6 separate regions of the Mus musculus genome follow, and regions 1, 2, 3, 5 and 6 are each linked to region 4. A link is a loop called in an ENCODE intact Hi-C map of the cell type or tissue named here. Cell type or tissue: left cerebral cortex. All regions are shown on one strand.

The links. Hi-C counts contacts between places; a loop is a spot of excess contacts. Peaks named below come from ENCODE experiments on the same cell type or tissue, not always from the same donor. Only the 100,000 strongest peaks of a DNase experiment are listed, where the experiment ranks them.
Region 1: a loop joins it to region 4, with 6 times the contacts of the local background. A loop is called at or near these places in 9 of 42 quality-filtered maps.
Region 2: it touches region 4 in a loop (2.9-fold over the local background); 6 of 42 quality-filtered maps call a loop at or near these places.
Region 3: a loop joins it to region 4, with 5 times the contacts of the local background. A loop is called at or near these places in 9 of 42 quality-filtered maps.
Region 5: it touches region 4 in a loop (5-fold over the local background); 6 of 42 quality-filtered maps call a loop at or near these places.
Region 6: a loop joins it to region 4, with 5 times the contacts of the local background. A loop is called at or near these places in 9 of 42 quality-filtered maps.

The regions. Positions count from the first base shown.
Region 1 is chr2:116,069,033-116,074,032 of GRCm38, forward strand. All of the region lies in intron 2 of G630016G05Rik (RIKEN cDNA G630016G05 gene), which reads left to right. Among named protein-coding and RNA genes, the nearest start is that of G630016G05Rik, 4.3 kb to the left of the region's middle. In left cerebral cortex, a CTCF peak has its summit at 2,624; DNase peaks (open chromatin) are centred at 268, 524, 611, 1,232 and 5 more places; H3K4me3 peaks cover 3,316 bases; H3K27ac peaks cover 4,179 bases.
Region 2 is chr2:115,507,370-115,512,369 of GRCm38, forward strand. 3110099E03Rik (RIKEN cDNA 3110099E03 gene) reads right to left here and starts at 4,832. Exons shown (of 3, transcript NR_030712.1): 1 at 4,770-4,832. In left cerebral cortex, no CTCF peak of the experiment used is centred here; a DNase peak (open chromatin) is centred at 2,495.
Region 3 is chr2:116,058,085-116,063,084 of GRCm38, forward strand. Meis2 (Meis homeobox 2) reads right to left here. Exons shown (of 12, transcript NM_001159568.1): 3 at 3,367-3,508; 4 at 2,597-2,647; 5 at 1,430-1,480; 6 at 547-696. Among named protein-coding and RNA genes, the nearest start is that of Meis2, 4.5 kb to the right of the region's middle. In left cerebral cortex, no CTCF peak of the experiment used is centred here; DNase peaks (open chromatin) are centred at 2,467, 2,945, 3,529, 3,797 and 3 more places; H3K4me3 peaks cover 3,191 bases; H3K27ac peaks cover 3,222 bases.
Region 4 is chr2:114,620,442-114,625,441 of GRCm38, forward strand. The region is part of intron 3 of Dph6 (diphthamine biosynthesis 6); the gene reads right to left. Among named protein-coding and RNA genes, the nearest start is that of Dph6, 32 kb to the right of the region's middle. In left cerebral cortex, CTCF peaks have their summits at 2,050 and 4,582; DNase peaks (open chromatin) are centred at 2,082 and 2,264; H3K4me3 peaks cover 433 bases.
Region 5 is chr2:114,258,245-114,263,244 of GRCm38, forward strand. No RefSeq gene overlaps it. Among named protein-coding and RNA genes, the nearest start is that of Zfp770, 59 kb to the left of the region's middle. In left cerebral cortex, a CTCF peak has its summit at 2,308 (motif pointing right); DNase peaks (open chromatin) are centred at 1,512, 2,306 and 4,626; H3K4me3 peaks cover 233 bases; H3K27ac peaks cover 352 bases.
Region 6 is chr2:115,853,991-115,858,990 of GRCm38, forward strand. No RefSeq gene overlaps it. Among named protein-coding and RNA genes, the nearest start is that of Gm31590, 49 kb to the left of the region's middle. In left cerebral cortex, a CTCF peak has its summit at 1,993 (motif pointing right); DNase peaks (open chromatin) are centred at 63, 209, 1,139, 2,019 and 5 more places; H3K4me3 peaks cover 1,697 bases; H3K27ac peaks cover 1,006 bases.

The sequences.
Region 1 (5,000 bases), 1.4 Mb after region 4:
CCTCTCCTTCACCACGTAACTTCTTATGAATTTTGGCAAATGCCTTAAAGCAAACAAGAGGACAATCTGGTCAGATGTAGGGGGCAGAAAGGAAGGACATTTTAAGAAAAGCGAGAATTTTTAGGGAGACTTTTAGAGTTAAGAAGTGTGAGGTGGTTGAAAATAGCATGCTGGTGAAGGCCTTTTGGCTTTGAAATTCACTTTATCTAAAAGGAGCGGCTGCTTTCACTGAAGAGATGGGTTACACAGATGCACGCTATTGGTAAAACTCTTAGTTTAAATGTTAGTTTTAAAATCTACCACTGCCATGCATTGCACAGGGGATCAAGTTGGAGTATCTTTCCTGATCCCTGTGATACCACAAGTTGTGATCATCCAACAGCTTATGGGTGTTTTTATTAATACAACAGCATAGGTTGCATATAGTGAGGGACTTGCCTCTGTTCCTCATCTCGATTTCCATGTCTGGTAGAAGCCATTGCACAACAGCGAGGTGTCCACACTTTCTCTTTTCTTTCTGTATATGGGCACCTTGTTTTCAGAGCTTCACACTCCACACCCTTTGTGGATTCATTTACTCTCCCACATTTGAGGTGAAGGGAAATAGGTGGGGCAGCCCCAGAGACAGACAAGAGATGGGGGTCACAGGCGCCATGCACACCTCAGTCAACAGTCAGCCCCTTCTGCCCAGGCTGGAAATGGTTTTAACAGGCGGTAAAATTTCATCTTGCGGTGTCAAATTGGGGTCATTTTGGGGTTAGAGTTCTCAGTGTCCGTGAGGAGCTGTCCAGCTGTGTGGGGACTCATTAACTGCAAAAGATCTGTTTCAGTAAAAACAATTCAAAGACAATTGGAAGGCTAAAGACTCTCTACAAATCGCGTTTTACAAGTGCCCCAGAACAAATATGGTTGGTAAAACCTATTTCTTCACAATCTTAAATCAGCTACTTAGCTCTGGAGTGGGGGGTGGGAACATTGAATTAAAAAGGAGGTGAAAAGGGGGGTACTGAAGGGGGTGAATGAGAAAGAGAATTGGGCCTCTCAAATTTAAGAGTCTGTTTTTAATCACCCCCTTTCTTATTGAAGCATCTCCTAGACTTCTGAAAAGCACTCCTTTCTATTTCTCCCTTTCTTCTTTTGATCCCTTGTGGAATGTTACTATAGGTAACATTAAGGATTTAAGGGAATAATATAAGCCCCCTAGTTCTGTAGTCCAACGGCATTGGCTTTTGGGAGGGGAGTTAATTTGAAGTAGCATTTATAAACTCCAACTTTATTTTAGCTGTGCTTGTTCAGCCTCCTTGAGGTGGTAATTGCGGCTGTTCTTTTTATATCCCCCCTCCCCAATGTCCAGATCCTCTGCACAGATAACTCCACATTCCTCAGAACTGTGAGGTCCTGAAGTGTTAATCTGTGTATTAAAATCACCAGATTTAAATCCCTTTTGTCTTCTTTTCAACAGTTAGAACAATTGATGCTTTATTACCAGAGCCAGTAAATCCAGCCTTAATCTTGTTTGTAACTTTAGTTAATGTTTTGATTTGGAATATTTCGTATCAAGGAGAGTTTTATTGAAGAAAGAAGGTGAGATTATGTTTGAATTGGGGAGGTTCTGCTCAGCCTAATGGAAGATAACTTACTCCTTTGAGTTAAGAGGGGTTTCATTGGGTCAAAGGAAAGCTCATTGCTAAAACGGGAGGCTAGCCATAGGAAATGCCAGGGTTTTTGACAAACAAGGTTGATACTTAAAAGTAAAATATCAATAGGAACGAAGGACCTTTATTTCCTTGAATTAGTGAATCTAGCCGGGGTGGGACCTCAAAAACACACGATCCATTTGCTTTTTCTCTTGCCATGTCCACTTCTGCTCTCAGGTTTTCTCTTTCCATCTGCACTACTTTCCTTTGGGTTCTAAAGGAGGGTGAGTTTTAAAAGTCCTTTCCCCCTTTCTCCAGGATTCCTGGGCTGTCTGTAAATTGTTCTCCAAGGGTGCTGTGGTCCTGCAGAAACAGCCCTGAGTCTTATGTTATTGGGACAAAGGCTCAGGGCTTAGGTTGTCTTCTGCCCTGGTCCTGCTGGCTGACAGTTGGAATTTTTGATATATATTTTATTTGGCATTTCTATTAACGTGTTTGTCCCACACTCCAGCCCTTGGAGCCATTTATTACTTTTAAAACGTCTCTTCTCCGTAAACCTCCGCTCATCCTTGTGAACTGTTTTTGACCTTCTCCGCAGTATAACTGAAAAGTTACAGTAAAAAGAATTCTGCTCACTTGCTTACCTCTTACCTTGGTTCGTGCTCTTTCTAGATGGTGTCTACCCTGGGAAAGGGCCCCTGTCCTCACACCACTACTACCACCACCTTACTGGTTTATTTTTGCTTTTGCTTTGTGTTTACTTTTATTTATTGGTTTTTTTCCTTTTTCACACCTTCGTGCTCTATCATAGACTTTTTTTCACCCTGGAAATACGATCAAATGAACCGACAGGTTAAAAAAAAAAAAAAGATGGAGTGGAATTGTTGCATTTTGCTTTTGCCCTGTTTGATTTCTTCCCATTTTAGCTGTTTCCCTATGGCGCGGAAAGAACGGGTTTCAATAAATAGCCCTCTAGCGCTATCTGGCGGGGCTCCAAACACTCTGTGCACCGTGGCGCTGTCAGTTTCTCCTTCCCACGCCCTTCCTCACTTCCTTTTCCTTTTCCTCTTGCTCTATCTCTTGTCATTTTTGCGCTCTGTATCCCATTTCCAGTTCCTTCTTTTCCCCTCCGCCCCTTTCTAGTCTTTACTACAGATTCCAATGCAGACAGGGACACCCCCCGCCCCCCGGACTGGACGGTTGTAACTAGAAGGCAGTCGGCCACCCAGATCATAAAGACTTTCCAGTCCTGATCCAGAGTGACTCACACTCATCTTCTCCCTTTGTTGAGCACCTTAGCTGTGTTAAAAGTGTTGACGAGCCCAACACTCCGCGGGTGGTGTTTTGAAGGGGCTTAACAATTGGGAAGTTTTCTGGAAACAAGACTTTTTTCTCTCCCGGATTCCGGCTAGTACAGCTTATATAAGTTTGAGATCTGAAAGCCAGGAAGCCCCGTGTGGGAGAAAGGAGGCTTCGAAGGGATTGGACAGCACAGCAGGGGACAGAGTTGTTGTTGTTGTTGTTTAGGGGAATAAGATACTCGGTGCTCTCGTCCCCGGGGAAATCTAGGTTTCCAAGGGACTGTCTCAGTCTGCAGTCTACATCCAAGGCGCCTGTCCATTTGTTCTTCCTCAGTTAGCCAGATTTATTCCCAGAACTCCCACCAATCACACACACACACACACACACACACACACACACACACACACGCGCGCACACTTTAGAGACAAGTGTCAAAGTGGGACTAGGAAAGCCCCCTAGAAAAACCACATGGTGAACCAACACACACCGTTCGAGTAAGCCAGTGGGGCTAAACGGGAGTTACACGCATCTTCCTGTACTTAAAACCGCTCAGTGGTGCGAGCCGAGGTTAAGGAAGACCGAGACCCAGACAGTAAGCCCTGCTAGGTGGCTCATCGATAGGCTGCTGTATCCATTCATACTCTCTATTTTTCTCTTCCTCTCCCGTCTCTCCCTCCCTCTTTCCCTCTTCCTACTTCCTTCCAGCCCTGTTTCTCTCCCCCCTTTTCTCTCTCCCACCCTCTCTCCATCCCTCCCTCCCTTTCCTCTTTCTGTTTATCCTCTTCTTCTCTCTCATCCTTTCCTCCATCCCTTTCCCTCACACTCAACCTGAGAAAAAGCTCCAATCTGTGCTTTAAGCAAATGTCTTCCTTCCATGTACTCCTCTAAACTCTGGGATTCACGTGGCCAGAAGGCTTGTTAGGAACTCCTAACGGCTTCGAAGTAGAAAGGAGGCTACATCTCCTAACATACCTAAAAGGTGTGTAGTGCAGGCATGAGCAACTTTCCTTTGTAAGTGTTCTGAACGAAAGAACGAGGCTCTACTCTGGACCTCTTTATATACAAATGACAAACAGAATGGAAAATAGCAGAAAGGGTGCCCTACTACCAGCTCTACTCCCTAAGAATTTTTCTCACTCACCCCCCATTTATGAGGGAAGAAAGCACAGTTTGGGTGTAATTAATTGAAGATTGTTATTAGGTCATCATTAGTCAAAGTGCAAATAATTGCTCCCCATTTTTACTTAAAATTGACCAGCCTGAGAGTGATAGATCGATTCAGAGGATAAAAATGATGTATCAAAACATCAATGTCGATTATTTGAAATATTGTAGTCGAATTTTTTTTATTGCTTCATCGGTTAAGTGTCTGAAAGTGCGGTGTTCAAACATATATTTATGTTGTCAATACTGTCAGAATTGTCAGTTTTACTATACCGGATATGTACTACATTTCAAATTTGTTCATTTGCATAAAATGCCCACCCTAGGATTCCCCCCACCCCACCCCTCTCTGGAAAATCCCTGTCAGCTTTTTCAAAGGATTCTGCAATCTTTGCCTAAGCTAAAGTGGTCACTGCTTCTCAACTCAAATCTCCAGGATGGACTCCACGTCCTTTTCGCATTTGTTTAACCTTGGAAGAGGCACTTCCTTCCTTTTGCCCAACTCTGCTCTTCTTCAAGAGAGCGCTGGAGAAATACAAACGCCACATTCTAGGTAATAGGTACAGCATTTGGGTAGGACAACTGGACCAAACGGACTCTACTTTCTTGGCTACACTCAGGTAAACCCAGACTCCACCAACCTTGGACGTCAGGGCCCACCCTCAAATTACCTGAAAGATTGAAATCTTCCCAAGAAAAATGAATGTGGGAGTAAAATACCCTTTCTTTATGGTTTTTTTTTTTTTTTCAGTTAAAAGCTGCAATGGTAGGAAAGGAAATAATACACATAAGTGTTGGCACGTTTTACCTTTAAAAGCTTTTGAACTCCATCGAAAGACACAGGTTGCAGGCAGAACTGACAGTTTTAATTCTACCCATTTTCACGAAGCACATCAA
Region 2 (5,000 bases), 890 kb after region 4:
GAAAGCAACCAACTCAGAAAGTAATGCAAAGGTTACCTATAAGATAAACTAATAGTTATGCTAAACTATCACTTTGTAGAGCCAATAAAAAAAAAAAGAACAAATTATATTTTTCCACGGCCAGTCCAACAATACCAAATCAATAATAAAACATTTTTATTTTAACTTCCTTATCCTTCTCTCTTTCTGCTTGTGAAATTTTATCCCAATGGGAATATCTCCCTGGGATATATCATAAATATATTTTTTAGAAAATGAGAGTAGGCAATATAATAAATGTTTTATTTTCATTTGTTAATAGATGGTTGTGTTCAGGTCACTTATGGTTGAACCTTATTCTACTACATGGACGATGTTTCTTAGATTCAGCTTTTGTATAAGGCCAGCCATTTTCACTCATAAGGCCAGCCATTTTCACTCATGCAGGCTATGCTTTCACACACGTGCAGAGACACATACTGATTGCAATGCAGCTTTAGTTCATAGAATTTCATAGCACAATTCAAGTCCAGCTCTTGAGGCATCATAATAACCAGAATACAGGTCTGACTATGACATCAGATAAAGACTTTTAAGCTATTTCAACAACAGCAGCTGATAGTAACAAACAATAAACACATCCGATCCTAATTACAGTGGTTTTCACCTAGGCCTCACATTGAAATTGTCTGTAAGCATGAAGATTTGATAGGTTTGGAGTGTGAGCAAAAAAAAAAAAAAAAAAAAAAAAAAAAAAAAAAAACCTGTCATTTTTTTAAGTTCCACAGGTGTTTCTGATAAAATTTTAAGGTTGAAAACCATCACCTTATTAAACCCTTACTGTGTACTGAGCCCTGTGCTAGGCGATTTACACTCATTATCGCCTTAAATCCTCATTACTGTGTTGGGCAAGCTTTATAATTCCACAGGTGAAGAGACTAACTCAGAGGGAAGTTGAGTAACTTTCTCAGTCTCCTAGAGCTGGACTTAAAAGTTAGATTTCACATATATGTGGGAGCACAGATATACATAATCCTGTATTTCATCATATACAGTCATGTCCATGAATAAATTAAAACTAAGGCTCAGATGAAAGGAGTTCACGGAGAATTCAAACCAAAGCAGCAAATGGTGTTTCCAATGGCCGCTTCTGCTGGCTTCCATGACCCTTTTGCATCCAACAGCACAGCAATCATTTCCACCAGGAAACTGATTTAGGTACCAAGACCCTGAGCTCTGAACTCCATGGGTCATGTCTAGTTTTGCTGTGCCCTATAGAACATAATCACCATGATGTCTTCCAGGGTGTGACCCACAAATAAAGGATTCACAAATAAAGAAGGCTCTGTTAAATAAATATCATAGAGTTAGTCTTCTCCTCTCTCTGCTGCTCTCATCGTTCTGTCTGCTGGTTCCTCGGAAGCTTTCCTGGCTCCTGGCTCCAACATCTCTATATCTTTCCAGCAGAACCTCTGCTACCAGGCTCCTAGCTTCCTACTAAATTTGCTTCTTGGATCCCAGGCTGAGCCAACCACTTTCTGGTCCCCTAACCCGAACTTGATTCAATTTGCCACCTGGACCAGTGAGGTCCAGCATTGTGTTTCTTCAGACCATAGAACAGGACTGTATTTTTATGCTGTCTCATAAGTACCATATACTTACACTATAGATTTACATGTCCTTCCCAGAAAAGGAAAGAGAGAACACAAAAAGCCATTTATTTACATGACTCTGAGGAATAAGTTGAGGGAGGAAAAAAATGGTCATATCAGAGAGTTTGTATGTCTAATTTTAATACAACTACCCAGAGCACCAAAAACGGTGTCTTAGGGATATTAAGTGTGAACCCAAGTTCATGGGGCATGGTAGAGAATTAACCGTCTGTGACTGCCCACCTTTCAAGGGAAACAAAAGTTTATCCTCTGTACTTAGAGTGGGAGACACCTGAACAAAGCTCTCACCATTAATATGTGAATTCTGGGTACTTTAGGCTAAAGCAAACACTTAATATGAGCAAGATATGTAAAAGTTAGGGATTGCTGATTGAAGAGGCATTTTGATAGTGGTGGACAATATCAGTGTGGTGCCTCAGCAAAGACCTCTGCTTCTTGCATGTGATCGCATGGTAATCTTACCCAACTAGTGTTTTCTTAATGTCCTGGGGAGCCTGATCATTGTAAATTACCTGTGACATCTCATTAATCCTCTTTTTCCTCACAAACGCATAATTAATGGTAACATTGACAATAATACACAAATTAGCTAAGTGACGCTTTATGGTGTTGGTTTTGATTAACGTCAGGAACCCAAAAATGACATTAATGTAATGCAGATCCCAAAAGGCAGTATGCACTTTGACCCTAGACATACATTTCGTTTGCACCATCACCAAGATTAATCCTCCCTCTGGATGAAGACGAGACAAAACTCTGGCCACTGGCAGTGTGTGCCAGGCTGTCGAGAAACAAACCGCCTCAACTGCATTTGTTTAAGAGGGAAATCTTAACGCATAGAAAACAACAGCGGAGTGTCGTTTCCCATTGTCTAGTTAGGACAAAGATAAATGAGGCACTGTCAGCCCGAGATCAACCGCTTCTCCACTAACTTCTATTATTTGCTTATTTGTGAACCAGTGTTTAATTAAAAATATACCTAGATATGTGAACCACATGACAAAGTGATTGAAACCACTTCTATTCCACTATAAAGGAGGTGGTTTTTTTGGTTTGTTTGTTTGTTTGTTTTAATGAGAACTGAGTTGTATATGCATTTCAACCTGCAGAATCTCTCCAGGATTAATTCTTATTAACCACAAGAGGGTGGGGAAAAAAATCAATGACTGAAGAAATACCCGTTGTCTCTGACTTGAGTAGTAAAGAAAGAGCAGAAGAAGGAGTCAGGATGACGTAAAGTTTGCTTTGAAAGTGAGGTATTTTTGCAGATGGGGAGGAATTCTGTGATTTGAATTCAGAGACCCTTTTCCCAGGTTACCCAGGCGGGGCATACCCACACTAAGTCAGTGGAAGAATGACCCTGTTACAGCAGCATCAATCTCTAAGGTCAGGTTTCATCGTGAGATGTTATTATAATCCCGCTTCCCTGGTCGTGATTTTCACAAATCCTTGTTGAGCGCTCAATCTTTTTAACACCCTAAAGAGGTGGCGTATGCTAATTTTTTTAAGATGAAACCTCCTCTTTTCTTCATAACAATTATTTATAGCCGAAACCCCCTAATGGTATATATAGTTTTTTAAAATAATGCAATCGTTCCATTCTTGATTAATTTGACACCTATTCATTTAGGCTATTTTTCAAAGTGTTGCGACTAAACCCCGGCCCTGGCTAATGATCATATTCCGTTTCAATAATGGAGTAGGAAGAAAAGCCATATTTCCATGCTTTGTTCTTTTATTCACATAAATAACTACCATTTGGAGAATGCTTTATGGGCAAAAATATACAACACATAAAGCAATGTTTTAAAATTTGAACTAAATCCACCAGAACTGGAAAGATCACCAAAATTAAAAAAAAACGTTGTTAATCATTTTGATTTTTTTTCAAAATATATTTATGAAACAAAACAAGAATATCCTAAAAGAACATTTTAGTTGCTATAGGCATGCATTTTCAATTATAATACCCTTGATTCCTCCCATCCCCAGTAAGAAAACAGACTGCCTCACAACTGCTTTTCCTAGCAGTTTAATTTTGAAAAATCTCTCATCTGTCCCTGCTTGCAATAGATTGGCCTTATGGCTAGGTTTCTCTCATTTTTTTTCTTTCATATTTTTCAGTTAAAGTTACAAGGAGCAAAATCATCTATTTTCAGAGGATTTTGCATGTTTGCTCATCTAAATATTATTTTTAAATGCAGAGCAGCTTATTTCTCTTACATCAACATATTAAGTGTTAGCTACAGCAACTTGTAGCAACACACACAACCCACTGTAAAGCAGACTGGAGCTAAGGGGGGGGGGATTCCTTCAGAGGTCGTATTTTCACTCTGCCTAACTAAACTATAAATTGAGATTACGACAATAAATTATTTTTATGATCTGGGAAGGAAAAGGTATGGGTTGAGTTTTCAAAGATATTTGGGTTTAATTCATATGTTAAATAGGCCAAGGATAACCAAACGTTAGAAGAAATTCAACCTGGACCTATGCTAAATAGAACCTCAAATTAGGCACTCACCACCAAATTAATTAGTAATTGATAAATTCAGTAGAAATATATCATTTCTTCATACTGCAAAGCCAAATAGTATGATTGAAAACTTAAAATACAAAAAAAAAAAAAAATTTAAACAAACAATCCTGACAATCTTTTAATCAAAGCTATTGTTTACAGCGTGGCTTTAAGGTCCTCGTAGTAACATGTTTAACTCGTTAAAAACACTCATTCAGCTATAAAACTACTTTCTTAGGTCATTTGATTCCTCTATAGCAAGCTGAAACCTCCCCCAAATGCCTCCATTGACATTTTTCCAGCAGTTACAATGGCTCTTAGTCCAAATGTCATTTTCTCGTTTCATCTTCAGTTCTCAAAGAGCAATCTGTGAAGCCATAATTTTACACGAATCCCTTTTCAGGTTTAAATGCAGTACACTAACTTTTAATCAGATCCCCGAGGTGTGGCAAATAAAGAGGCCGCTTGTGGAAAAGTCTGTTTTCCTAAGAGTTTAATCGGATACTTCCACACCACAACATTCTGTAGACATGGTTTTCGCTTTGAAAACATAATCTTATCAGAGGGTAGTTGGTGTAAAATCCTGTCTGTTTTCTTACCTTTGAATGTGAGCTCTATTTATACGGTTCCATAAATGATGTCTACAGCTAAGGCATTTCCTTATTGTAGAGTCTTACTGAGCACAGTTAATATAAAAACACGTAACACTTAGCAGGATGTCAATGTAGTTCCCCGGACAGTCTAACCTTATGAAAGCGTCCCCTTCCCATTGGAGGAAAAGACATGACAGCTGCATCTGAACTTGTCTTTCTGGTATTTTCCTCTGGCTG
Region 3 (5,000 bases), 1.4 Mb after region 4:
GACAATAAGTTTCTATGAGCAAAAAGTCCTGAGACTTGTAATGTGTTCATTCACTCCTTTTATTGTCAATGCAAGACAAAATTGCCAGGAATTCTCAGGGTTGTCTTCTCTAGGAAAGAAATAGGCACCCCCTTTTCTCAGTTGCTTCTCTCTCTCTCTCTCTCTCTCTCTCTCTCTCTCTCTCTCTCCATTCCTTCCTTTCCAGATAACTGTCTTGTCTCTTGCTACCTCTTGCTATGCCTTGATTACACACAGAAAGAACCCAGAAAAGACTGAGACCGTCATGCCAAAAGAGAATTTACTAACTCCCAAGCCACCAGGTTCAGGCAACTTCACACATGAAGAGCACAAATTATTCTATCAACTCCCTGGTTCTTAGACTCTCACCATAAATAAGAACAGGGTCCAAGAAAGGGGAAATCAAAAGAAAGGCCATGACACTTATAGTGAGAAAGGGAGAGATAACTCCAAAAGCAACTAAACGATTTAAAAAAAAATGCTTTGCCCAGTGGCCTTCAGAGAACTCCACGGGCTCTGCAGACTTACGTGGTCGGCGAGATTTGTGGAGGAGCCTGAAAGTTCTTCATGATCTGACTTGGAGCTTCCATCTCTCTCATCAATCACGAGGTCAATGGGCATTTTTCCCTTCAAACAGCTAATGTACCGGTGGCAGAAGTTATCACATAGTTCGTGGACCTAGGAGGAGGGTCATGGCGAGGGCTCAGCTCAGGTTGTCTTTATAGGTTTCATTTTTTAAAGGGGAAGAATATCAGGTTGCAAGGTTACATTTGTAGAGAGCAACAATGTGATGTCTTCCAAAATAACTCTAATTAAGGGGTGTAAGAGTTGAAGGCAAGGAAACAATAGGGCAATTGTGGCAATAGATATTATCCTCCAGAGACTCCCCAGAGCAACAAGTTACAAGAAAGAAAGAAACTGAACTGGAAGTAACTGAGTTCAGACTGGGGAAGCAGAGATGAAAGTGTGATTTGGTAACTCAGAAGCATTTAAACACTAGAATTAGGGACATTTGTGATTCTGTTGTGTATGTTTCCTGGGGAAATGATTGATCTATGTATCAAGGCAAAGACACCCCAGAGAGGACTCTTCTCTCTGCTTGCACCTAGCAAGAGCACTGGGTCCACGATAAGCTAAGCTAATAGAGACACAAGTAGACATTGTGTCCAGCAACACAAATGGCTCTTGCTGTACTTCAAATAATCCTGAGCGCCTGGGGGTGGGGGCTTTAAAAGTCAGAGCTGCCCTGATTCCCATATCCTCTGAGCCCCTGGGTTAAGAAGTCTATAAAGGAGGGAAATAAAAACGTGATCAACATCTCCAGATGTGTAATCCCTCAGTCTGGAGGCTTGTAGCATCTCCAATCATCTGGTTGAGAGAATCAAAATTCGGACTGTTGTTTCCTGCTTACCTTTTCTAACTCCAGAAGATGAAACCTTAGTACTTGAATTGCTTGTATCATCTGAAAGGGAAATTTAATAGGATAGAGTTAGGGTTCTAACACATGCAAGTTGTGTGTGTGTGTGTGTGTGTGTGTGTGTGTGTGTGAAGGTCAGTGTGCTGAGGAAATTGGGCAAAGAAAGAAGAAACCAGCAGGTGGCCGGGCAAAATTCACACACCAAGAAATAAGAAAACCAAATTATTACTGATCATCTCTGCCTCATTGGCTACAGTAGTGGGAATTAGTATACAGGCAGCCTTAGTATGAATTCCCCCACCCCACCCCCACCCCACCCAGTCCTCACAGTGTGGTGTTGGTACAGCTTGCATTCTCCCACCAGGTCTTACTCCACCCCATTCCTCTTTTACAGTCTCCTCCTACCCTCCACCTCAGGTCAAATTGGAGGAGGAGGAGGAGGGGGGAGGAGGAGGGGAAGGAGGAGGAAGGAGAGATAATAGAAGAAAAATAAGAGAGAAGAGAAGAGAAGAGAAGAGAAGAGAAGAGAAGAGAAGAGAAGAGAAGAGAAGAGAAGAGAAGAGAAGAGAAGAGAAGAGAGCTATTTCTTTGGACAGAAAAGCCTTTTTAGAACTGCAGACTCAGAGCAAACCTCCTCTCAGAAGAAGGAAATACTCCAGATGAATGGAGAGGCTGGGCCTTTGAAAGGGGATTTAAGTACTTTTAATATTGAAATCCTGCAAATTAGCAAAAGAATTGCACCTAAAAGTGGCCTGCGCAGGATAGCCCCTCACCCCCAACCCAGTCCTAGCCCGCCTTTCGCTGCCACTGCCGGAGCAGTTACTTCCTTCAGGGCAGCGGCCTGGGGCTCCAATGCCTCCCCCGGCCTGTAGAGGAAATCACTCCCTTCTTGCCGCTTACTCTCGAGGCCAAGACCTGGGAAGCATCCCTACTCGGCTCTGCGCCGCGGCGCCTGCGGCTGCCTCGGTGGGCTTCTTAGCCCCTAAGGCCCATACCGCCCCTGGCTCGCCTTCCACGTAGGGGCTCTAAATAAGTCTCTTCCCCTGTGTTTTCCTAGGAGGGCTCTGCCGAAACTCCATGGAGCTCCAGGAGCAAGTGGGTGACTCTGAGTTTGGGACGGGGCCCCGAGGCTGGAGACAAGCAAGAAACATTGAGCCTTACCAAATTATCCAGCTCTGGGTTTGAGGAAAAAAGAGGCTTTTCGGCGCGAACCTATAGGAAGCAGGGAAAGTCAGAATGAATCTTCAGCCCATTTAAAAACAGAAAAACCCTATCGGCCACTACTCTGGGTTGTGGGACCCGGTTCTCTGGAAGGGCAGGGGCAGAAGAGAGGACAGGGGCTTTGGTAAAATTCAAGAAACAGATTGGTGTCTTAAGTGAGTTGGGTCGCTGGAGAAACAGCAGGGCCTTCAGGTCCTGATCTGGTGGGGAGAGCCATACTCTACTTCAGTTGTAGCAGGGTAGGCAAGGCGGCTCGTAGATCCTCAGTACCCGCTTCTGCAGCCGGGTCAGAGGCTGGGTCCCCCCATCTCCAGCACCTCGGTGCCTGTGCAGACCTCACTGCCAGGCGCCTTGTTTCCTTTGCTCCCGGGCACTCCCAGGTCCCTCCCAGCCCCTCTCCCCAATTCTTGTTCAAGTAGCTGCAGGCGGGGAAAAGGCCAAGCCCCAGATTAGGAGCAGGTCAACTTTAATTCGAGGGTCGAGCCCCTGTATTCCTGGCTGGGGGGAAAAACAAACACCCATATTTATCTCCCTTTCCAATTCGCCTCCAGGCTGAGGGGTGGGGAGGAGGCGCAGAGTGCCGAGTGGGCCAGAGAAACAGATCGGGTGTCTTGCCTTTTCCTCCTCTTTCAAGTCAAACTCGGAGGAAGGGGGTGGGGGAGTGGAGGGCTTCTGTGGGGTGGGGGGTGAGCGGGTCAAGAAGGTTGGACCTGCTTGGCGAAGACCGCGATGTCCTCGTTGAAGGAGTCAGAGGAACAGACGTCTCCGCCGGCCACTCCGGGTTCCCGGGGAGTGCAGGTCGCCAGCTCGCACTTCTCAAAAACCAGAGCTAACAGAGGAAACAACGGGTGCCTAACGGGCAGCGCCACGCAGAGACACACGCACGGAGATGGGGTGCAGAGGGGAAGGAGCAAGAACTGTAATCAACAAGTTTGGAGGGTTTGCATTCCTTCTTTAATACAACAGGCACGCAACACACTACACCCTCAATCAGCCGAGCCTGGGCCACAAACAGAAAGGAAACAGCCTGGCCTTTTCCCTGGGTTCACAGGTCTTTTCAGATCAGTTCGGAGAAGCCCCCGGCCACTTTAGCCCGCCAAGTAAACATATACTCAGTTGGGAAGTAATGAAATACGCAAGAAGGCCAGGCAATTTAGAGCTCGGAGTAGATCCAGACCCCACTCCAGAGACGCCTGCCACACAAACCAGGGCAGGGAGCGCTATTTGGTGCCCTCCCGCCCCCCACTCCCATTCTGAATTGATCTAACGGGCGGTTCAGACCCGGCGGAGGGCTTCACCAACATCCACACGAGAGAGACTTTTCACGATTTTAAGAAGGTCTCATCTCTCCACCCTTTGCTTTATAAACTTGTTTGTTCTGCTTCCAGTAAAGCTCCGGTAGTAGGGCCAAAATAATAAGAATGTTAAACAAGAAAGAGCTTCCATCGAAAGACCACATTTCTCTCAGCGTTGCAGCTCACAAGAATAAATAAACCGCGTTTCAAAACTTAGAAGTGTGAGTGCCGGGCGCGTACGCCCTTTGTGTTCCTCCGGGCGGCTTAGCTACACCTCGGGATGCTTGAGGCCTCAGGCTTTAGGCTCAGTTGCTGTTTACCCACTGTCCCCTCCCCTCGGCATCCCGCCGCCTTCCCCACCTACCCTCAGCCGGAAGAGCCGGGCTAGTACTCGCTTGGACCGTGCTTGCCCACCCCTCCCTAATCTCTCCGAATATAAAATAATTTCCAGCCATTTCCCTGACTCCCAAGAACGGCTGTGTGTGTAAGCGGCAGTCTCTTCCACCCCGCTGCACTTCAAGGTCTGCCCCCTTTATTTACAGAGAATTAAGAAGTGAGTGATTAGGACTTCCTGGCCGACAGAAGCTGCCCTGATTCCAGCTCAAGCTGCGTTTAGTGACTCCCAGGCCCTCAGTAGGAAGCAGAAAGGGGAGGGGAGGGAGAAAAAGAAAGAAAGAAAGAAAGAAAGGAAAGAAGAAAGAGTGAGAGAAAAGAAGAAAGAAAGGGCAACTGGAAGTTTTTTCTCGGCTGCAGAAAACTTTCCTCTTAATCAAGGCCTGTGTTAGGCAGCCCGAGACAACCAGCCCTGTGCCTTTTGGCCAGGATTCGTGTCCTTGGGGAGAAGGCCCGGCCGGCAAGATTTAAAGACTCAGTTCTTACATTGGACCGTGGGGTCTGGAGAGGCCGAACCAAGGGAGCAGAGAAGGTTCTATTTTTCTGGTCTTTGACTCAAGATCAGGCTCTCTCCCTTGTCTTTCTCTACTGCAAGCAGTCTGTCTCCTCATGCAGAATTAAGTCCCCACTTAGCCTCCCTGGTCCACCCTAACACC
Region 4 (5,000 bases):
TGATGGAGAAATTGGTATGCTCAAGGTTCTCAAGCGAACCCCCAGCAAGTACTGCATGTACTTATTAGAATGCTAAGTTTAAAATGAACCAAAGTCATCCTACAACATGATGTAACACTAAGTAAAAACTATAACTGAGAAGAGTCAATTCAGAAGTTCTCCATAGGACTGCTTCTTTTCCTGGGTCGTCTATAATGTCTAAAGGTTCAAGTAACCCCCCTTTAAAACACTGGCACTTGCTAACCAACAGCATTTAAGCTCTGAATATCTGCTATTCATTTTCTATTATTGCTTGTGGGCCAAATAATTCATTAGAAAACCAATTTCTCATTATGATGCATGTGTGCTTGTTTTAGATATTTTGAAGTGAAATAATTATGAAATGTTACACAGGCATGTTAGATTGCGCATTTTATACTTACGAAATTTCAAATTATACATGCATAAGACAGACTGATGTTCAAAAATTCTGTATGCTGTATCCTTTAACTGACTGTCTTTTAAGTGCCTGGTACAATATTACCTGGCAGAAATTGAAAGACTTATAGAAAACAGAAAGTGTATTAGCCATCCAAAGGCACAAAGGAGAGGACCTGTGCTTTCTAACTCAGTTCTTTCAAGGAAGAGGCCCTAGGCACTCCCTCAAGCAGACACTTTAAGCAGACAAAACACTTTCATCTACTTTACCTATTGTATTGTTCCTGGTTAGTGGTAAACAAATGTTTATTGAGGGGAAGGTATCCTTGGGATTACTCCCAAAGTTTATCATCAGCATTTGCATACTGCTAAGTATGTGAACAGCTACTAAGATTTAGTTGATAAAGATGCTAGTCTAAGATGTTTGAAAATGGCATTTGTAGGGAGTTGAAAGTCAATGCACATGTAATTTTGCCACTCCACATTTTCAAGGAATTCTGTGCCAAGTTTCAGATTCACATAAGTCACCAGAAGTTTCAAGAGAGGGGTGTTAAAACAGTGCGCATTAAGTGTGCTCTAGATTTCATACTGAAATGTCTTCCTATTAAACAAAGTAATTTACTTTTGCTCTATGAAATTTGAAAATTACAATTTGAAAAATTGAAAGTGCCTGCACAACCTATACACAGTATCTCTAATCCTTTACAAAACTCTCAAAGGATAAGCTAGTCCCATTTTACAGATTTAAAAAAAAAATCAAAAAACAAGGGGAAAAAAACAAATCAGGTTCAGATATTTGGAATTCTGTTTAACATGCTGTTTAGTGAAAATTACAGAATATAGGATGTAGGTTGATTGGCTATTTATTAAAGAACCTTTAGAAGTATAATAAATTCAAGCTGAAATATTTATCTTCTAAAAATGTTAAACATGATCTCTGCTTTTATAATCAATTATAAAATTCACATATTTAGTTCTGTTTCACAATGATAGACTTGGCTATCCACTCAGACAAGTACAATCAAATACCAAATACTTAACCAAAGGGAGAACGGGAAATCTACAATTTAAATCAATGCTAATGAATGAAAAATACTTTAGTCATTATGTAACTGCCTCGGTTTGAATTTAAATAATCTCATGTATAAAGCTTTGGTTATCCAATTCCAGAACAAGTAAAAGTTAAGTTCTAGGCAGCCCACTAAGATTCTAATTAAGAAGCAAGTACAAAGAATTAAATTTTTTTAAATACTCTTATTGGAGTTCAACCTCAAAAAAGGTATTTCACGAAGAGGCCGTACAGCTTGTAAGATTCCTTCTATCTCAAATTACTCTGATTAATGTCTGATAAAACTGGGTTAGCAACAAGAGGTAGCCCATAATTCTACATGAAAACTCAGAATGGTCTTTTGTTCCCTTTGTCTAATGTTAAGCCAATAGTGAAAAACAAGAATGTCTGCTTAGGAAAAAGGGACCTCTTGGTTGTTGTAGGTTTCTTTGTTGTTGTTGTTGGTTGTGGTGGTGGGTTTTTTTTTGGGGGGGGGGGGTTAAATTTAAATATCTTGCTCTTTACCTGACACTGCAAATTCATCCACATCTCTCTCTGAGCCTAAAAGACTACAGAGGGCACTGTTGCACCAGCTTTGACGCTTTACAATAGAAGCCTTAAGAAAAAAACATTCTATAATTTCTCTAAAGGGTCAAACGGAATGGAAATCTACTAAGCTTAATATAAAGGGAAAAAACCAAAAGTATATTTTTTTCTAAGAGACTGGACTTCAATAAGGGGAAAAACTTAACAAAAACAAGTGTCAGGCTGAGAACAGAGCAGGCTCCTTTCATTTCCCTTTGTAGTGCTTTCCCAAGAAAGGGAACTAATCATAGCGCCTCCTTATCCACTGCAAACAGCACCCACTGCAGAGCCCTCCTCACAGTCAATACCAAAAGGAGTGTGGCACCTCCTGCAATCCTTCCATAATTCTATCAGGAAAAGAATGCAGCCTGTTTGCATACTTTTGTCTAAAAGGCCAATTGCATTTGTCCCCTCTTTGGGTAAAATGACAGCTACAGATCAATCATTCTCACGTGAAAGTAAACACTGGGAAAAAAGCAAAAACTGAGAACTGAAATCCTTACCTTTTAAAACATTTTATTACACAGGAATATACAAATACAGAACATAATTTTAAAACACAAGTTTTTCTCAAAAACATCTACTGGACAACAGTGCCAGTGTTACCCACAGTACTTACAAACCTAGGAAATAAAAATTCACATCATTTCTGTCACAATTTTTTGGCACTAAATTCAATTATAAGCAGTACCAATTGTTTTATACCTATGCTTTCAATATATACAATAAACCTAGTATACATGATATAAAGCTTCATATTATATCACCATTTAAATTTTTTTATACTTCCTTATTTAGCCAGATTTAATTTTTTGATACCACCAATAACATAAAAAATATTTCATTTGGATAATTAAAAACTAGTATCTCGAATTATTCACTAGTTATGAGAATGGTAATGTCATGCCCCAAGAAACTAGAGATAATATGCAAAAGGAGACAAGAAGATAATCCTTTAATACACACCAAACACATCACCAGCACACCATGGTCCATACATCACCATGTACACAGGTACTATCATAAAGCTTGGACCTCTACTATAAAATCCAAATTTCCCTAGAAAAGCCACTCACTACATAACACACCTCTGTTACTCTCCAATGTCCAGGGAGATTAACACCTTCTCTGAAATCAAAGCACAGAACTGTAAAAGTGTTAAAAATTCTACAATAAGTCAACCTGCTTGTAAATCAAAAAGAAGGGAAGGGGATTTAAGACTGCATGAAGATTTCATTTTAGTACAAAAGCCCCAGTTTAACAAGTTATTTTCAGCCAATAAAAGTCAAAAGTAAAGCATTGTTAAAGTTGCTGGTACCAATTTCGAGGCTTTAACTTATTAGCTTAACCAAAATGCTACTTGAGTACTGCTCCCTTAAATTATTAATTTATGAGTTTTACTTAGTCTTCTCCTGAGGCAAGGCAGTGTGTAGGTATGTGGAATAAGTATAAATAAACAGAAAGCTTTTATAGGGGTCTAAACATAACAAAGCAACCCTTTTTAATGAATGATGAATGTACAATACCATGAATCAAGGTTATATAAATGGACTATATCACTTTAAAATCTGGGAGACCCTCTAGGAAGTCAATAGACAAATTTAGAAATATTAAACATTAGCCTATTGTTTTTTCATTGATCTGATAAAATAAACGCTTCCAGCAAAATCAAAGTGCTATCATGACTATGAGTCACATATGTTTTCAAAGAAATCTAGGACAGGTTGTGGACAGTGCATTTGGAATGGTGTTCTCTATCTACTACAAGGATAACTGCAAAATCAGCTGACAATAGCCTTTTGACAGTCAGAATTTTAACAAGATATTTCGGTTTACTGTTTTACAAATCTAGCATATTAAAATCAATTTTCGTTAACTCTAATTTATGCAGAGCTTGATTGTGAGCAATAGCTGCTAGGAGGATGCAGTAGTGTTGATTCACATACAACCATTTTACTTAACTACGTTGGATAATAGCAGTGCTCCTGAAGGAGTATAAAAGCAAAGTGATTAGCAGTCATTACCGTTAATTAGTGCTCACATTACATTACTCGGGATGAATCTCCTTTAAGCTGAATACATGGAAAGTTTATTTTTGCAAGTATTCCAAACTATGCCTAGGTAAGTATCGGGGTAAACCGTCAACTATCAGTAAGCAGAATGAAAAACAGGGACAGATCAGCATGCAATTAGTACGTCTATATTTTTAAACAGGAAGAGGGCTGAGAGGAATGAGTAAAACTGGAAACTCATACTTCACATTCTGCAATCTCACTGATAAAAGGAGGAAATGTGTGTTTATCAAACTTGCTGTGAGTGCACAGTTCATTTGGAGTCCTGTAAACAATCCCTGGCTGCCCACTTCCAAATGCATGTGAAAGTCTTGGGGATTCGGAGCAGCAGACTGAGCAAGCAAGGTCACTCTAGTGATGCCCTGGAAATGGGAAATTAGGAAGCCGTGGCAATCAGAGGGTTAGGACTGACCAGAAAAAGCCCTGAGGGTGGCTTACCATCTTTCACCACCAGTCAGGCTGTCTCTGCTTATTCAGTATTAACACAACAGGGCTCTGAGTGAATGAAAATAACTCCGCACACCTAACTAGGACACTGGCTCTCTTGTTTAGGAAATGACAGACATTTGTCACAGAAAACAAAACAAAAAATCTCTCAAACACAGCTTCCATAGACTAGCTCCAAGAGGAAAACAGGCTCCTCATGGACGTTCACAGGACATGGGGATGGCTGACATCCTGTTGGTTGTTATGGTTCCTTTCCCCCGTATCATTCTGGACATTTAAAAATACCAGCCAAATGTTCAACAAAGAAGCCCCAAAGCAAAGAATGCCTGTTAGAGGACAAAAATAAAGGTTCAAAAATGCAAAAACAAACATTATTAATACAGTCCATTTAGACAGTTGAGCCACATGGTTCAGGCATTGTTCGACATACA
Region 5 (5,000 bases), 360 kb before region 4:
CTGTATAGGTAATGGGACGCTTGGCAGCTCACTCCACGTACTACTATTCTTCAACATCATTCATTCCTTCCCCTCAGTGGCTTCCCCATACTCAGCAAGCCAGCCAGCCTTTCTGATTCTATCTGCTAAGCATCTCTTGACACCATCCATTCTGGGCCGCCCCTCTACCCCACTGCCATTTTCTGAATCTGACCACCTTCGCCTCCCATTCTGATGACATTCTCCCCATCGATCTCATTGATCAGATGGCTCCCACTCTGCACACTGTGGCTGTACAGATCACATCAGCTCTGATTACAATCCTGCAACAGCTTTCCCTTGCCCTCTGGCTGGAATTCAGCTGCCTTTCAATAACCTGTAAGATTCTCTGTGGGATGTGCTGTGCTCTCCTCAGCCTTCTCGCCCCTTCCCTGCCTCTTCTCTCTCAAGTTGTACGTGCTCCTCCAACGACACAGCTTCCTCCAGTTCCTCAGATAAGCCTGGGTATACCTGTTGTCCTGTTGGATGGAAAACTACTTTCTAAGCTCTTTCCTCATTTATATTTTCATTCCCACCTCTGAAAAACAACAAGAGCAACAACAAGCCTTCCTTCTTGACATACTAGGTTCCTGCCAGGGGACTCTCTCTTCATGTTTAGTCCACTCTTCTACAATCCTGTCTTTATTTATCTGTATACCTCATAGGAACTTCTGTGGAGGGAGAGGCCCTTTCACTTCACAGGTGTGTCCTGTATTGAATTGAGCCTTTCTTGCACATGGTAAAGGCAAATAAAGCCCACAGATATGTACTGATGGAGTCCATGTATAGAACTTACACACATGCTTGTTTGACAGGCTAATTTCTGCTTTTCAGCATCCAGATTTGCTGAGGGCAAGGCTTAAGCCAGTGGGTTTCTTTCTGTATGCAGGAGCTCTTTAGTCCCACATACATCCCTGAGCAGAGGGAAGGTCACAGAATAGTGGAAGGTACAGAATGCACAAGGCATCCTTTCATGATATAGAATGACTGAATTCTACTAAAAACGGTGCTTAGAAGTGTCATAATACTTATTTCGTAGTGGAATAAAGAAGGAAAAGGAAAGAAAAAGGGAAACGGGTAATTAAAACAATGAGGTTTTCTAAAGAAATCTTCAATCGTGAAGTCAAGGACATTGAGACAGAGGCAAATGCTGTCTTCCTAAAAAGAAATGTCTTTCAGAAAATTCCTTAAAAATTCCCCTGATAGGGTGGAGTGTGTATGTTAAGCTTATGTCTCTTAAGTGAATTTGATTAAATAAGCTACCAACTGAGATTTGTTTATTAAAACCTAAAGATTTAAAAAGCCCTTTGGATTGTCTCTATGCATGTCTATTATATTTAGAAGATTGCACCTGTGTACAATAATACTTTCTGCTCAGTAGAAGGAGAAGCACGAACAATCAGACTTAGAAAATGAAATTAAGCCTCATCTTGGGACTTTCCAGACCTAGTCTGCCGCCTCCATGAAAGTGTGGGTGGAACTTTTGCATTTTACAGGTTTTCGTGAAATCCTGCATTCACCCACAAGACTTGCTTTCTAATACTGGCAATGATGTTTCAGAGAAAGAAGTCGACAGGAAGGAAATGCTTAGGGCTTCTGTGTTCTCCCCACTCACTTATTTATTTGCAAATACTTAGAGTCTGCCTTGTTTTGAGCATATGCACATTTCTTGTATCTGGAGAGACAGTAGTGAAAAGGATAGATGTGGTCCCCGCTTCTGCGAAGCACATATTGTGAGCAGGAGAAACAACGACCACGCAAATAAGTCCGTATTGAAGGGTGATGAGCTGCAGGAAGCCAGTAGGATGATAGTGTGCTGGAGACAGGTACATTGGGAGAGTTGTGATGGTGGAAGACGGTTCTATTGTGACGGGACAGATCCAGGCTTGTGAGAAAACTTAGGAAAAAGCCCTCCCATGGAGGCAGCAGCGACAGCATGCATTTCCCAGTGTCTTCCCACATAACTTGCTGCCCAGTGTGTTGGGGATAAATGTTAGCTTCCCCCAGCTGCTCTTCCCAGTGCATGGGTCTCTCGAAGGCCCCAGAGATTGCAGACCCCTAAGAGCATAGATCACTTGAAGAAGTAAGCGAGGCAGAGAAGTGGAGAAGGGGTGTTCTACCATTCTCAGCAAGAAGTTGTACTTTCACGCCAAAAATATGTTTTTCTCTCTCTCCACATTTAAAAGAAAGCACTCTTGAAACTGAATGCAAGAACCAAAATTAACAAAGTAGCCTTACATTTTAGGGAGGTTTGATTATAGCATGTGTTCTTTCTTTTAGCCACTAGAGAGCAGTGCAGCCCATCAAATGCACCAGGAGGCTCATGATCAGGGCTGAGGTTTAAAGTGAAAGTCCACACCACAGGTCAACTTCTGCCCTTCCCTTTCCTCTCCTATGCCCTCAAAACCCCACTGTCTGGTTTCCTGCAATCTAACGTTCACAAAAATAACCTAGAAGCAAATTTCATGTTTAGAATAAAACTCGGATTCTTTGGGGGGTGGGGGTAGAAATCAGTGCATTTAATCTTGTTGAAGGCTATTGGGAGCCTTCCCAGCAAAAGAGGCTCAATGGCTGCAACCCAGATCCACACAGAACAGGGGCAGGGCTTCTTGAGACTCTTCGAGAACAGACTGAAGATTAGGGTGCGTAGCCAAGAGGGCAGGGGCGTTTGTACTGATAAGCTGAAGGCCAGCTAGCTGTTGGTTTGGGTGGCAGCAGAGGTGGTCTCACCGCACTAGCCTCAGTGGGCCCAGGAGACTTCTTTCTGAGCCTCTCAAGTTTCAGGCGAAGTCCAAGCTGCCTGTTCACTGTTCTGTTGTATTTCTTCATTGGTCCTTTTACGAAGCATGGAAGAGAATGGGTTGACAAAAAGAGAACGGTGACAGACTTCTAGCTATATACACTCAAATAAACCCAAGGTTTTCAGATACGAATTTACACACACAAAGGTAAGAATCTATAAAACGGTGGCTACCTGAGCAAGGACACAAGTTGTTCTCCTAGGCAGCCTCTACTGGTCTATTATAACAAAACAAGTGGGAGAGAGAGGGGGCAGGGTGGAGAGGAGCCATTGGCCGGATGACCGCTTTGTCTTGCTTTTCATTAGCACGTAAGTGACTGGCGCTGGAATTGCATGCCGGACTTTTGGTTCTGCTGGTAGCACACTGTGCTCAATAAAAATTAATCCATCAATCAACAGGACAGAAAATCCTATCCTGCCAGAAGCAATACCTCCTGTTTGTCCCATACAAAAGCTAATTAGAGTGTTGGGTGTTGTAATGGAGGCAGAAACTGAGCAAAATAGAAAAAAAATGTCCCACAAATTATCAAATAAAAAATGAGACGGGGAACAAAAAACAGATAGCAGTGGAAAGCTAATAGTTCTTATTCCCCCCCCGAGGATGGCCTCTTTTGACTCAATGCAATAGAAGTTTGTGTATGTGGGACTCTGGAGTGCCAATGTTTGTTGGTCAATGTTGGTCAGGGGCATCTTTATTCTTCCCAACTACTTACCCTAGAACCACTTACTGCTGTGCTCTCAGAGGTCTGGTCTCTAACCCGCGTCTATCACAAGGGCTTCTGAGTTCACTGGAGTTTTGCTTGGTCAGGGACTGGAAAGAACAGTTCATCTGGAAGGAGGAGCTGGGATGCTGGGGAGGCCACAGAGATGGTATGAAACGGGAGTAGAAAAGCTAATAAGTCATTTGTGACTCCCTGAAGAAATGTGTAAGGGTGGAGAGGACACACACACACACACACACACACACACACACACACACACACACGGTTGACAATGACACATTTATACATACACACAAGGTATAATGTCACCAATCCCTACCTCACACGAGGTTACCTCTTGAACTGAAGACTTAAATTCTAGAAGCTCTAACTTTCCCAATCTTAATATTAACGGAGAAGTTCTGGAAATTGCTATAATCATCACAACTGGTTCAGTGTTATTAATTTTCCAGTGGTGTCTCGCAAACAAGCCCTAGAGGTGAGAGAATGGTCAATACAAACAACCCTTTCTTTTTCTTCTTATGTCACAAGGCATGACTAGCCTGCGCACCCTGCTACCTAAAGACACATTTATTTAAAAGAAAAAAAATAAATTTAGAAAACTCTAGGGTAACCAAAGTTTTCTGATATTGGACTACTTAGGGGGCTTGGGGGGAAATTAAAAATTATACACTAATATAAAATAATTTGTCTGTGATATGTGCTTACTTTCTTGCTATACTGAATAGAGGGGCACACACTGAATTCCAATTAAATATTTGTTGTTTGACAGTGGAGCTCGTTGGGAGGGATTTCCCAATGGGCCTGTGGTCTTAGGCCTCATCCCCAGCACCACCTCCCACTTCAACAACAGAATGATTTAGCTGTTAATCATGCTTTCTTCAGCTGGCTCACAGCAGGAACATTAGGCTCCTTCTGGTCACTTCTTTAAAGACCAGCAAGGTCCAGGGCTTTGGATTTACCTTCCACAACCTTTGCACAGAGAAGTTCATCTGAGGACAGAACAGAAACATCTGAGTATCCACCCCAGCCACAGAGCTCAGAGAAGCCTCCTTCACCTGCCTGTATAGCATTTGTGTGGGCAGAGAGAAAGACAGCAAAGAGAGAGAACAGAACGTGGGAGGAAATGAGGGGAGAGCAATAAACCAGGGACCTAAGAAATAATGTGCTCCCCTAAGACGAAAGGATGGACTATCCAGAGACTACCCCACCCGGGGATCCATCCCATAATCAGCCACTGACCCAGACACTATTGCATATGCCAGCAAGATTTTGCTGAAGGGACCCTGATATAGCTGTCTCGTATGAGGCTATGCCAGTGCCTGGCAAATACAGAAGTGAATGCTCACAGTCATCTATAAGATGGAACACAGGACCCCCAATGGAGGAGCTAGAGAAAGTACCCAAGGAGCTGAAGGGGTCTGCAAACGTATAGGTGGAACAACAATATGAACTAACCA
Region 6 (5,000 bases), 1.2 Mb after region 4:
AGCCATTTGAGAAGCTAAGTCTCGGTGATCTCTTTCTTGCAATCATAATCGGCAAGTGGCTTAAGATTGATGGTGAGGTATTTTCTGTCTCTTCTGGAGGACCTTCGTGTCAATTTATTTAGAACACTGACCAGACTGTCAATGCCTCCCAATTTTATTAAGCTGTTTGTAACCAAACACAGTGGGATTTCTACCCTTCCTCCCTCGTGAGTGTGAGAGTATAGTGCTGACTGCTTCTTGTTCTGAGTTCAGCTGCAGCGGGGTCCACTCCCTTGTGTTTGTTTTATTGTGTTTATATAGTTGCACGGACAGCTATGCATTCCCTGGGCACGCAAATACCTATGTACACATATATTTAAGGCGGTCCATGTGTTGTGCAGTAACTTCTCTTACACTTTACTGAGCTTAAAGGGGACCTTTCAAAAAAGTCAACCGCAGTGGCAGACTTCCTCAGAGAAGAATGTACTTTTAAAGTAATGCAATGAACTTCAAAACAGATTCCTTCTCGGCATAACAGCTTGCTTGCTGGTGCATATTTAAATCTATCTCAGTTATTACAATAGTCCCTAACAATATTTCAAGCTCAGCTGCACTTAGCCATCCCTATTCTGCCCAAAAGATCTGGGTTAACTCCCACCACTGCCTTTTCCTAGAAGCGCCCCTTTCTGTGGGGTCCCAGGGTGCCTGACCCAGACCTCCAACATCCACAAACGAGGGTGGGGATCTGAGATGTGAAAGTGGAATCTGCAGAAGAGCCAGGGTAGAGAATGGATTGCGCAATCCAAGAATTAGAAGCACTGGGGAGGAAAGACACACCTTTTCCAAATGCACCGTTCTTTCCTTCCCCAGAGCCTCGTTCCTCAGAATTGCTCTCAGAAAAACCCGCAATCTGATTCTTTAAAATAAAAACCAAAAACTCCCTGAGAAGCCAAAGTCGTTCCGCGTGGTAGATTGCCATGTCTGATGTGGGGGGTCCAACTGCGGCGGGGAGACCCTTCTGACACGGCTGCTTTGTCAGCGTCTTCTCCCAGAGGCAGAGGCGATGGAGATGGGTCGCGTTACCTGCTTGCTTGCGCCTTCTACCCTGTGCAGAAATCCCAGGAGAGAGTAATCTGGACGCTAGAAGTACGCCGCTGTGCACCAAACCCCAACTCTCTGAAACCAAACGGCGCACCTTGCGGTGCAGAGAGATGAAGTGCTTACACTCCGGAGGCGGCAGGATATTGGGGTGCGCTTCAGCCGCTCTGTCCGCGTTCAGCAAAAGCAAGAAAACAGGGTCAGGGAAGAAAAACACAGGCATGGAAAAGACCTGTTTGTGTATGGATACTGTGACAACTAAGACAGACAGACAGACAGACAGACACACACACACACACACACACACACACACACACACACACACACACACATTTTGAATGCTCTGGGATCCCAAAGATGTGTGCAAAAGGAATTACCTCAAATTGAGAACTGCTTAAATTCCAAAAGCGATTCCTGTAGACTTTTATAAACCTGTGAAATCCCCCCCCCCGGAGTTTGCTTTTACAAGTACAAGAAATATTATTTGGCATTTCTTGTTGCCCCTCATCAGATATCTATTTTTTAATAGCAATAATAATAAAAAGCCTTCAGGGTTGTCCATTAAAATATATCTTTGGAAGTTAAATCTGCAAGGGGGGAAAAAGCAAACTTGATCAAACCCCTACAGAATAAGGAGATTAGAAAACGAATCCTTTTGCTTAGGCATTTGGTCGTTTATTCCCCGAGGCCAAGTGAAAGGTGTGAGTACTTTCCTGTTTTATTATTATTTTTAAAATTTATTCATTTAAATGTTCAGCCATGACAAGCTATTCCCTCGCTGCAGCGGACGAGGGTGAGAGTAGTGGAAAGGGTAGGTGGAGAAGGGTGGGGGGCGCAGAAAAACACCGTTGGCTTCGCGGGGGGCTGTCCCGCCGCGGTCTGCCCTGAAGGCCAGCAGGGGGCGCTCTGATGTTATCTGTGGACCAGCCCGCGGAGCCGCTCAGAGCTCGGTGACACAGGCTTGGCGGTTTCACGCAGCTGCAAGAGGAAGGGGAGGAGGATCGTACCTCCTAAACCCTCAACAACGATTCCACTCGGCTTATTTACCTTCGGCTGGAAATGTATCTACGTTTCACTTCAACTAGTTTAGTGCTGCAGCTCCGACCTCTTTTCATCTGTGTCTTTACAGAGCACATATAATCACACCCTCTTGAAATATATATTAATGCAACTTATTAGAAACGACGATGAATAGTCAACATTTTTTTCGCCTGTTAGTTCCGCTGATCCAAGCAGGATTTATTTGCAGGTCTCACATCCCGAAGTCATAATGCGCCCCCATCCCACCCCCCACCCCCCTTAAATAAAATTGGTCAAATGTTGACAACCTGTAAGACAACCTACCACTCAAGATTAGTGATGGGAAACTAATGAGAAAATATCAGATCGCCCGGCCCGAGGGCTGCCAATTAAATCTTCGCTGATTGAAAAATAAAAGCGGACTTGGGGTGTGAGCCCAGCTCAACTTGAACTATTAATTTAACATGTTGCCGGTCCGTGCCTTCCCTCACTCCACTAGCGCCTCCCCCCTCCCCCCACCCCATCCCTCAACCTAAAAGCCAAATGTTATTTCTCGAAATATTTCAAGAGGTCCAAATCAGAATGATCATTTCTTACACGGTAAATATTAGCCCTTTAAGCAATATGATTTAACTAATTAGAAAATTTACATCATTAAGTCTCAGGGAGAGAAAAAAGAGAAACAGATCTGCCAATCATTTTAAAGGAGACAGGCACTATTGAAGTGTGAAGAAATCGGCTCTAATTCAAAAAGGCAATCGGGCAGAAAAAGCCCTCAACATTACCCTGCTAGTTATTAATCAGAAAGGGCCCTCTCTTCTCCCTGCGCCCCTCCCCTCTGGGCACTGAGTTTAAGTTCTTTTTTCTTTTTCTTTCTTTCTTTTTTCTTTTCTTTTTTCTTTTTCTTTTTTTTTTCTTTTTTTTTTTTTTGCCAGTGGCCCATGTCATATTTATATTGAGGTTTTGTCTGCTAAGGATTAAAATTTGAAAATGTTTCAATATGAAGAAAACAAAATCCTCAAAAGGAAAAAAAATTCTTCGTGTACTGGTAAATTTGTTGTAATGCACAATTCTCACACTCCTCCTTATTTTTATTCTTTCTTCCCATTAAGTTCTATTTTGAAACCTGCTCGGTGAGAACTAGATAGTCTTTGTGTTCTGCTCCCCTCCCCCTCCTTGTACCTCCTCCTTCCTACAAAGCAGAAACCTAGACTGAAAGCAGAAAAGTACAAATACATTAACAAAGCCTGACTCCCTTGATAAAAAAGGCCACGGTCTAGGCTTACAGTCAGGAGTCTACAGAAATGGGAATCTGTCCGGTGGGTCTGCAGACAATAGGACACATTGAGTATCCCCCACCTATATATAGGAGTCCATACAGTGTGTAGTTAGAGAAGAAAAGAAGACAGGTAGGTGAGAATAATTTTAAAGTGCACTGTGTGTGAGTGTGTGAGTGTGTGTGTGTGTGTGTGTGTGTGGCTTTTGTCTACCTCACTTCTTTTCTATTCAGCTTAAAACAGCAGCCTCATTATATGTAGGTGCCCCTTCCCATCATACTTACTTAAGCCCTCCGTTCACCACACACATAGCCCTTTGCCCAGTCTTCTCATTCCCAGCAAATTAACTGAGAGTGAATTGCAAAGGGAGCTTTCTGAGTGGATCCTCTGAGACGTTCAGGCCCTTCCCGGCACCTCTGAGGACGCACTTTTAAACTGTCTTTGGGTTAAAAAAAAAATGTAATTCTCGGGCATCCGATTCCCTTTTGTTACCTCTTTTTTTAAATTATAAAGAAGTCAGGAAGACTCACTGTCTGCCACTCCCTGCTCTCTGATTACAGCTCATCACAGCTCAATTTTCCTCTCTCTGCTTTTTAGAAAGTTTCTCTACCATGCTCTTCATCCCAGTCACTGGGCCTCGGGACTCTCATCTTTGGACTTCTTTGGGCACCTGATCACTAGACTTCAAGTTTGCAGGAGAGAGCAGTAGCAGAACTGGGTTATTAACACAACACATTTAATTCTCTCCAAGAACTTTTACCGGGAAGAGAACTTTTACTAGGAAGAGCCAGTGGAAGGAGAAACCATCTGTAAGCAGTGTGCCCCTGAGGGTGGCTAGCGAATTGGGACACAGAGGCTGGGGACATGTCAAATATGGCAGATTTTGTGAAAGGGTCTTTCTGAGGTACACTTTAAGGAAAAGGGGTTGGGGCACTGGGAAGAGTCTAGAATCTTTCCGAAATGCACCTCTTTTTCTGGTTGTCCCAGAGCAGATGGGAGTCTCTTGTGCTTGCCTCTGAGAAAGATTAAATGAACACTTCTGTCATTTGAGGGAGGTGGGACACAGAGAGGTGGAAATACTCCAGACAATGGCCTCTGGCCATGGAGGGCTCCCTCCCAGTGCCCGATCCCCTGCGGAACTCTGCTTACCTTTGTAGCTGGTATTTCATCAGAAACCAGTGGAAGGTTCCTGGCTAGACGAAAAAGACCCGGAGAATCAACGTCTCTTGGATCTACTCCGAGGCTAAGAAACATTACAATAAAATTTACAGCGCCTTTAACAACTCGCAAGTAAAGCATTAAAATTCTCTTTAATTGAGAAGATATTGATTTTCAAGTCTAGAAAAAGCGAAATCGTAATTTAGTGGCAAACTTTTAGGCGAGAATATAGCGAGTTATGTCGCCATATAATGGATCCACTCTTAATCCACACACAACGTCACATCTTTAATTGCCCTACTTTGTGAAGTGATAAAGACAAAAAGGTAACCCGATCAAGGCAAATGCTTTATTTAAAAAAGATCTAGAGAAAGGATCTAGAATAATTTTATTTTCCGTTTATGTATAAAAAGAATTGTCTATCTTCTTTTTTTTTTTTTTTTTTGAAGTAGGGGAGAAAGGTCCAAT